2 separate regions of the Homo sapiens genome follow, and region 1 is linked to region 2. A link is an interaction called in ENCODE POLR2A ChIA-PET data of the cell type or tissue named here. Cell type or tissue: OCI-LY7. All regions are shown on one strand.

Evidence for each region. Peaks named below come from ENCODE experiments on the same cell type or tissue, not always from the same donor. Only the 100,000 strongest peaks of a DNase experiment are listed, where the experiment ranks them.
Region 1: POLR2A ChIA-PET joins it to region 2 with 7 read pairs; 2 of 35 experiments call an interaction of 5 or more read pairs at or near these places.

The regions. Positions count from the first base shown.
Region 1 is chr6:107,426,837-107,431,836 of GRCh38, reverse strand. All of the region lies in intron 1 of PDSS2 (decaprenyl diphosphate synthase subunit 2), which reads left to right. Among named protein-coding and RNA genes, the nearest start is that of PDSS2, 30 kb to the left of the region's middle. In OCI-LY7, no CTCF peak of the experiment used is centred here; no DNase peak of the experiment used is centred here.
Region 2 is chr6:107,616,443-107,621,442 of GRCh38, reverse strand. All of the region lies in intron 5 of SOBP (sine oculis binding protein homolog), which reads right to left. Among named protein-coding and RNA genes, the nearest start is that of SOBP, 130 kb to the right of the region's middle. In OCI-LY7, no CTCF peak of the experiment used is centred here; DNase peaks (open chromatin) are centred at 27, 2,552 and 3,282; H3K4me3 peaks cover 3,802 bases; H3K27ac peaks cover 4,667 bases.

The sequences.
Region 1 (5,000 bases), 190 kb after region 2:
CTCACAGGATTGTAATGAGGATTACATGAGACAACAGATTGTAAAATGTTTAGATTAACTGTTCAATAAATATAGCTACTGTTATTAACTATTATTTGTACTCAGTAATCATTTCTCTGTGATCTTAGGCTAGTCATCTTTTTTTTTCTTTGCCCAAGTTTTCTTGAAAAATAGTTTTAGGAACCCACAAAAATATTATAGATGAAAGTGATTTGAAAGGTATGCTGTACTGTACAAATATAAGGTAGAAGTGCAGTATTATGATTGTTATTAGAAATAATAACGGGTGGCTGGGTGTAGTGGCTCACGCCTGTAATCCCAGCACTTTGAGGGTCCAAAGCAGCAGGTTCGCATGAGCCCAGAGTTCAAGATCAGCCTGGGCAATGTGGCAAGACCTTGTCTCTACTAAAAATACAAAAATTAGCCGGGCATGGTGGCATGCACCTGTAGTCCCAACTCAGGAGGCTGAGGTGGGAGGATAACTTAAGCCTGGGAAGTGGAGGCTGTAGTGAGCCATGATTGCGCTACTGCACTCCAGCCTAGGCAGCAGAGTGAGACCCTGTCTCAAGAAAAAAGGAAAAGAAAAAGGGTGACAGTTAAAGCTATGTGGAATAGTGGGAAGAAGTTAGTTTTAGAAGCTGTGTCTTCCAAAGAGGTCTGGCTTTAGCCCAGACATCAGTCATTTACTACCTGCTATTTGAGCAAGTTAACTACTCAGAACTTCAGTTTTCCCATTGGTGAAAAGGGGAATAATAATACCTATCTTGTTGTGAGGCTCACTGAATGAAAGGCTTAGGTGACAGAACCCAACGTGATTTTCTTTCCTCCTTCCTACCTGGAGAATAGCAAATTTCCTTGGCAAAACTAATCATCCTTTCTGGAGCAAAATATCGATTAATTTTTTTGAATTACAATAAAATAAGATTGACTAATGGGTTAGGAAGATTAGGAAGATGAAGAAATTGCTGGTGCTGGTTAACATGTGGCCCTGAATTAGATTTTAGAACTTTTTTCTTTTTTTTTTTCTGAGACGGAGTTTCTCTCTTGTCTCCCAGGCTGGAGTGCAGTGGTGCAGTCTTGGCTCACCGCAACCTCCGCCTCCCAGGTTCAAGCAATTCTCCAACCTCAGCCTCCTGAGTAGCTGGGATTACAGGCACCCACTACCACGCTTGGCTAATTTTTGTATTTTTAGTAGAGATGGGGTTTCACCATGTGGCCAGGCTGGTCTGGAACTCCTGACCTCAGGTGATCCACTTGCTTTGGCCACCCAAAGTGCTGGGATTACAGATGTGAGCCACCATGCCCGGTCCTTTTTAAATTTTATTTTTATTTTTTTTGAGATAGAATCTTGCTGTGTCACCCAGGCTGGAGTGCAGTGGCACAATCTTGGCCCACTGCAACCTCTACCTCCCGGGTTCGAGTGATTATTGTGCCTCAGCCTTCTGAGTAGCTGAGATTATAGATGCACGCCACCACGCCTGGCTACTTTTTGTATTTTTAGTAGAGACAGGGTGTTGTCGTGTTCGCCAGGCTAGTCTTGACCTCCTGGCTTTGAGTGGTCCACCCACCTTGGCCTCCCAAAGTGTTGGGATTACAGGCGTGAGCCACTGTGCCCGGCCTAGGTTTTAGAACTTTTGAAGTTAAAGTGGTTTAATATACAAAAAAAGAGTGCAAAATATGAATACAATTGGCTACAGTGGATGTGTGAGTTATAAACCCCCACAAAATAGAAAATAGGGAGCTGAAGGTGTCTTAGGTGGGTGAGAATAATATATGTCAAGAGGTCTTGTATATGCTAAGTAATTTTAGCAATGAATAAGGTATTACCCTTGTCAAGAGTAAAGGGGAGACATTTGGGGATGACAGATCTCCCAAAATCTTTCTTTCTGGGTTTGGTGTATATATATATATATATATATATATATATATATATATTTTTTTTTTTTTTTTTTGAGACTAAGTTTTGCTCTTGTTGCCCAGGCTGGAGTGCAATGGCGCGATCTTGGCTCACTGCAACCTCCGCCTCCCGATTTCAAGTGATTCTCCTGCCTCAGCCTCCGAAGTAGCTGGGATTACAGGCATGCACCACCACGCCCAGCTAATTTTGTATTTTTAGTAGAGACAGGGTTTCTCCATGTTGGTCAGGCTGGTCTCAAACTCCCGACCTCAGATGATCTGGCTGCCTTGGCCTCCCAGCGTGCAGAGATTACAGGTGTGAGCCACCGCGCCCACCCTAGGTTTAGTATATTCTTCTTCATGGCCGCTATGTGTTTATGTACCCACTGCTGCTACTGGAACCATACAGGCATTTAGATGTCTCAATAGTTCGAGGCCAAAGAGTGTTTAGATACAGTAGTGTCCAGTCTAGCTTTATGGACTAAAAGCAAGATACCTGCCTCTTTGTATGTCTACCAAACCTTGAAATCTCACTGTATGGGAGTTTGGTAGAGTTTTCTGCAGACAGATAAATTCTGCTCTTGTATGTTGTATTATAGAGTAACTTCTTCAACAAGTTCTTGTGTTCTGTGCATAGAGTTTAGCTTGTGCATGGCTTCTTTCCTCTCTAGTTGCTTATCTTGCCACTCCCCACTTTCCACCCTAAGCTGTAGCCACAGGAAATAAGGCATCTGCATTCACACCTAGTACACTCTGCGTAACCTTTATAGGACTCGATTCAAATGTTAGCTCTTTTGCTAAGCATTCCCTGATTTCTCTAGGTTAAATGTTCATTCCTCAAAGTTTCTGTCTTCTCAGAAAATCAGAAGCTGTGACACCACTGAGTTTGCATTCTCCCAGAGCATGGGAGTGCTGGTGTCAGGTAGTGGCTGCATCCTTTAGACTGGGCATATGTTCTCCATTCCACAATTTGGCGTGCTTCAGTTATAGTTGCTGCTTCATGGATGAACTGGCCTGGACCTCTAATTTAGGTATAAGTGTTCCCATGACTGTGAACTTTTTGAAAGAGATGATTTTCTATTTATTTAATTATGAATGAATGAATGACAGGAATCTTGCTCTGTTGCCCAGGTTGGAGTGCTGTAGCGTAGTCACAGCTCACAACAGCCTCAGACTCCTCAGCTCAAGCAATACTCCCACCTCAGCCTCTGGAGTAGCTGGGACTATAGGTGTACACTACTATACCCAGATAATTAAAAAAAAATTTCTTTTTGTAAAGATGGGGGAGTTTCACTATATTGCCAAGGATGGTCTTGATCTCCTGGCTTCAAGTGATCTTCCTGCCTCAGCTTCCCAAAGTGCTGGGATTACAGGTATGAGCCACTGCGTCTGGTCTGATTTTCTCTTTTATGTTTCTGTTGCCCAGCATATACTTGATACAGAAAGCCTTCAATAAGTACTTATAGAATTGAAGGAATGGAATAAAATTTTGCCTAACCAGAGAGTTTTGCCCTGTCCTGACCTTTGCCTTAGTCACGGCATTCATCTTGTGTATCATTCTTCAAAGCATAGAACATCATGGTTGAAGATAGTGATCAACTTTTTCTAAAAACAGAGCACAAAAGAATACACTTAAATTGTAGCAAGTGCTGATTAAAATTAAGTGGGGAAGCTTTTTGAAGCTATACCACTTGTTAGCAATGGATTACTACAAGATGCTGTTGCATCCTTTTATTTTGAAATCTTCCATGGGATTGACTTGCACCTTAAAGACAGAGTGAAGGACAATATAAAATTCCTTATGAGTCTCTGCAGTGTACTAGTGAGTAATTGGAATAGTTCAGAAAATTTTGACTGTATCTTATATACACTATGAAAATATATTAGTTTTAAACATTATAGATATAGATAGAATTTCAGAACAAATTCTAATCAGCTGGTGCACAACCTCTGTAAAAAATGTGAAATTTGTCAATCCAAAATTTGTTCCTCTCTCAGAAACAGCTGTCTCTAAATAGGGCCTCATATTGTTGGTAAATTCATTATAAATGCTGGAAGCAACTCCAGTTTGATATGGTTGGGATTTGTAGAAATAATGTAGACGTAGGCTATCTACAAACCATTTTTTTTAAAGTAACAATCCAATCTAAATACTCATATGCATTACAAATGAGTGTCATAAACTTAAATTCTGGAACCTCCAAAAATATAAGAAACCTCTGGAAATATAAGAAAGGGCTCATTTAGGATGGAATGACAAACAATAGGGAGAGTTCTCATTTTGGTTTCTGCCCACCTGCTCCCACCCCTTAACCAAAAACCAAAACAAAATATCTGGAATTATTTAGGTAATATAGCTATTCTTAAAAGAATGGATTTCTAATTATAAAACTCTTTGCTGGCACTTAAATGTCCTTTTAGATAGATAGAATTCATGATTGGTAAAAATATGTTTGATTTCATAAAGGCTCTCTCAAATCATGAGTGCAGATTTTGGAAGTATCAGGGACAAGACTCTATTAGTCAATTTTCATGCTGCTGATAAAGACATACCCGAGACTGGGAAGAAAAAAAGATGTAATGGACTTACAGTTCCACATGACTGGGGAGGCCTCATGATCATGGCGTTAGGCAGGGAGGAGCAAGTCACAAAAAATGGTTTGTGGATAGCCTACATGGATGGCAGCAGGCAAAAAGAGATTGTGCAGGTAAACTCCCGTTTTTAAAACATCAGATCTCGTGAGACTCATTCACTGTCACAAGAACAGCACAGGAAAGACCCATCCCCATAATTCAATCACCTCTCATTGGGTTCCTCCCACAACACATGGGAATTATGGGAGCTAGAATTCAAGATGAGATTAGGGTGGAGACACAGCCAAACCATATCATTCCGCCCCTGGTCCCTCCTAAATCTCATGTCCTCACATTTCAAAACCAATTATGCCTTTCCAGCAGTCCCACAAAGTCTTAACTCATTTCAGCATTAACTCAAAAGCCCACAGTCCAGTAACTCATCTTAAGTCACTTCCATCTATGAACCTGTAAAATCAAAAGAAAGTTACTTCCCAGATACAATGGGGGTACAGGCATTGGGTAAGTAC
Region 2 (5,000 bases):
CCTGTTTGTGGACTGCTGATTTGCCTAGTTCTTTTCTGTCTTTGTTCTGTGAATTTAGCCATCCTGCTGTGCTAACTACCTGGTTGAAAACCAATGCTCAACAAATACTGGATTCTCCACTAAGGATCCCTCTTACAACTCCATCCTCATCAGCGAATCCTGGGTTCGCCCAACTGAATCTCCTCATCCAGGCCAAATGCCTGAACTGTTAAATGGTGTGAACCAAGACAACCCGGGACACAGATAGGTATTCATATATATTTAAACACACCTGTTATTTATATAGCTCCTTTCCTCCAATAAATTCAAGTGGCTCAATAGTACTATCATAATATCACTCACCAGAAATCTGTAAACAGACAAGCAGCCAGATAACATACCTTATTTTAGAGCTAAGTAAATTAAGACTAGCAACAATTACATATCAGTTGTCAGTATTTGGGTAGAAACCCCCATTTCCTAACCTCTGTATGACTAATGACATCATTCTTTGGCCTACTCTGAAGGAGGAAATGAGATGCAGAAGAAAACTGTACTGCCATCTGACCCTTCATACAACTGGACTCTTGGCTCCCGGGTAAGAGGAGAAATGAGCATAACAGAGCTGCCTAATTCAAACAGCCTGCATAACATGCCCTGGATCTGGTGAGACACAGAAAAAAGAAATATGGTGGATGCTCTAAATATGTGAGGGCGGGCCTTTCTTTCAGTGCTTAGTATCTAAGAGTGAAATAAAAGGTGTTACTGGGTATTTCCTGCTGTATCAAGGCATGCCTTTGATACAGATTGGCATGTTCCAAAAGTGGGCAGGAACAGGAGAGGGAACAAAGAGGAGGAGGAAAAGAACTGTGTGCTAACTACTTCTGTATCAGAACAGAGCCCATGAGATGCTGGTGTCTGCTGTGGTCATGGCCCTGCTGTCTCATTGGCTGTAGCTGCCTGGACCCAAAGACACCTGAAGATGTTGGTGTGGGCTCTGCCTAAGAGGGACAGAGCAACTCAATGGACCAATTAGATGTTCTTATTTGGGAAGTTTGGAATCAATATAATGCCAAGAGACTAAATAGTGGTGGAGAGAGTGGTCATAGGAATAAAGCCAGAGGACCACAGAGGAGAGAGGCAATGTGCAGAAACCACAGGGAAGCATAGGTCACAAATTAGAGAGTGGGGAGAAGGGAGCTGGAAGTGGATGGAGTAGAAGCCAAACTGCAGGGAACTGCAAATCTTTAACGGCCTCGTGCTAAATCAGGAAGCAAGGATGCCTGCTCCTTGGGAGCAGTAAGGCAGTCCAGTGGCTCAGTTATTAGCACTGTGGGACCATTCACTGCCAGCACAATTGCTCAGACACCACAGGGATGAGTGGCAATGGCTATTCCCACCTTTCTGATTTCCCTGGGCTTCTTTATGGCAAGCTTCCATAACTTTAGGAAGACCAAAAGTCTCACCCAGCTTGACAGACTTTCTCAGATTTAATCCTTACCATAACCTTCCAGGTATTACCCTCTGCTAAAAAAAATGAGGAAAATCTAGGAAGGGGCAGTGACTTCAAGGTCCCTGCCTAATCCCGTAATACTCCCTCCTGGTGGTTAATGACCCTGTATCTTGCTATGGGTGTGGCGTACCCAGGACAGCCTCAGTCTGGGTGGACCTACTCAAATCCAAGGGCTGGGAGGCCTTGTCTTCTGCTGGTGCAAAAGCATAAAGTTTACACCAGGACATGCCTCTTATAGAAGCCTGCATACACCTGCACTACTATTTCTGAGGGTCTCCATAGAAAGGAAATATGAATACTCTCTCAGGTTCTTGTCTATTCCTAAACCCATTCCAACTGCCCCCCACCCCACCGACCCTACCACTGACCAATATGCCCCAACTCTCTATTTCCTAAAGTATATGCTGAGAAACACTAGATCCACCAATAAATGCTCTGTCCCCCAAAAAGGATCCCATGGCCCAATAAGCTTGGGAAATGTTGCATATTCTATGCTCTTCTTTGGAGGTTCTCAGTGCAGGCTGCCATGCCTGAGCCTCTGAGGAGATCTGCAGAAAAGAAACATACTTAAACTTCATTCATCCAGAGTTTCCCCAGCTTTTCAAAAACAGAACTCTTTTATTTTTAAAGTAGGCTTCTATAGGAAAACACTTTGAAAAATGCTACCTTAATCACTTGGATGCATAAGATGGGGCCAGGAAACCTAAGCCTTATCATGTTTTCTTTAATTAAAGCTTTCTTTTGTGGTACTGGGCCTGGATCTCATGGCACCTTTACACCCCAGAACCCCATCCTGCACATGATAAGGGTTCAGGATGCAATTACCAGTTGTAACTGAACTGCAGGAGAAGGTGAAGGTGATTCCTACACATGGGCCCCTCCGCATGTTAACAGGCTCTGTCCAGAAATCAACGTTACTCGTCCCCTTGTGGCACTTTTCTCAGCCTCAGTGCTCCCCCGCCCCTGCTCACCTCTAATCAGCTTCCTGTGCTCACTGAGGCCTAGACCCTATTACATTTCACCTTGTGGTTTCAGCTTCTGCAGTCACTACAAACTCAATTTCTGTCCTCTCAGTTCTAGTTACCCTACGCAGCCCACAAGCCCGACAGGATGTCATGAATACCAGTACCTATGGCGTGACCTTCCAAACCCCGAGGCTTCACCCAAGAGCATTTTAGGTCACACAGCTGCATTTTCTGCATGACAGATGAATTCCTGAGCATTACATGAGAAAGGGGCCACAACTGAGCAGCCTCTTCACGTGCACTTAAACCAAACAACAACAAATGGCATATCGCTATTTTTTGTATTTATACACAAAGGACTGTCCTTAACTGTCATGCTAAATAAAAACATAAAATCAAGAAAACTACTTCAAACAGCCTTGCTGGCACACTGATTTTGAACTAAATCCCATTGGTCTATGGATGAGGGTTTATTCTAGTCATGTTGATCATTTTATCTCTTCCTTTGGCCATTCTCTGCCACAGGCCTCTGCGCAAATTCAGCCTTATCCAGAGTAAGTGACACATATGTCCTAAAGGGCCAAAGAACTATGGTCTCAAGAGGAGAATGGGTGATCAGCTACCCCTAGACTAAGTAAACTCTTCTAACCAGACAAATACTTCATGGCCTAATAAACCCAAAGGAACTATGAATGCCCTTAATACTATGATTTCTGGAAGGTCACCTAACTTTCCTGAATTGTACCAGTTAGAAGTTATGCAAATTCTTCTCTATTGTCCTGTTCACACTGTACAGTCATTTACCCATTAATTTGACTAAAAAGGGCTGCAACAATTATGTAATAAGAAGGCATACGGGCCGCGCACGGTGGCTCACACCTGTAATCCCAGTATTTTAAGAGGCTGAGGCGGGCGCATCACCTGAGGTCAGGAGTTCAAGACCAGCCTGGCCTATATGGTGAAACCCCATCTCTACTATAAATACAAAAAATTAGCTTGGCTTGGTGGCGGGTGCCTGTAGTCCCAGCTACTTGGGAGGCTGAGGCAAGAGAACTGCTTGAACCCAGGAGGTAGATGTTGCAGTGAGCTGAGATCGTGCCACTGCACTCCAGCCTGTGCGACAGAGAGACTCCGTCTCAGAAAAAAAAAAAAAAAAAAAAAAAAAGGAGTCATACAACAACCCAAGCTGCCCACATCTGTGTTGCCAGGCACTTTAAGAGAGAGCATGGGCTTGGCCCTGGGATGATCAAATCAAGCTGTGGGGTGGGCAGGCTCCCCAGCTAATTGAGCTTCTTTGCTGAACACCAGTGAGATGTGAGAGATGAGTTTGGATTGGAATTCCATTATGGGTTTTCAATAATTAAACATTACATGTTTGGAACCTCATTCTTCTGTATTACTTTTTAAATATTAATCTATTTACATCAGCTGGACTTCCTGCAGCTTGATACGCAGTAAACGGGAGTCACACTGAGAAAGACAACTGTGTTCTTAGCTTAAGACATCTTTGATGATCACCAACAGTAAAGGCGACACAAACCCTCTGTTCAACCCAACCCTGTATAATAATTACCCTGCCTTTTAGAGGGTGGCTGGTTCCACTTTTTTCAGCACACTCACACATTCCTCATGACTACACTGACTTTCCAAATTAGCAAGAATCCAAATTAATCTTATCTCGAGAGTTTTATAATGCCCCTTAAGACCACTGGGGCACGCTGCCCTCTTTAGAAGCGGGGTTAGAAAATGGATGTGGAAGGTATGTGAGGGTTTCCTTGGAGATAACCCCACACTGCAGTGACACTCCAGCATAAAATTCAAAAGCCAGCGCACACATCAAAACCTCATTAAGGGATCACCTGTTTTATACCATGCCTGCATGCTGTTAGGACTTTAGGTGTGCGGGTGAACCCTGCTGCTCTGAAGCCTTCCCTGCCTCCTCCCATTTCATCATGCCTGGCAGACGCTCGAGCAGCAGCCCAGCAACTGCCCGGGAGCCCCTGTCTGCTGCCTGTTCATCCTCTCTCACCACAAACACACGGCACCCTGAGGACACAGAGGCCCTCCCCATGCCTGGATGCAAATGGCACTGCCCAAGAAGACAGCCTGAGGCCAGACTTCAATGGAATAGGGATTCTAGGCCAGGCAAGACAGCCAAGGGCTGTCTAAATCAAAGGACTGGGCCAACCGTCGCTGTGAGTGTCCGCTGCTTCGGAGATTACAGCCCCCACTGTTTCTGCAGTCAAAGTAATCATCAGACCCGAATCCACGCTCGGCCCCTCGCAGAGAGCGCCATAGAACCCTCTCCGATTTGCTTTCAATTTAAGAATTTTATTCCCTTTTAAGACAAAGCGAGCAGTGCAGACCAGCCATATTACAAGGCTATTTTAAAGAGCAAAACACCATTTAACTTAATACAAAAAGATGTAAGATTCAAAGTGGAAAATTACAAGGGAGCTACCCCAGTAATAGAAAAGTCCCCAGCTGTCTACCCTTGTGACCAGAGAGGAAGCTAGATGTACTGAAAGTCCCAAGAAAATCTT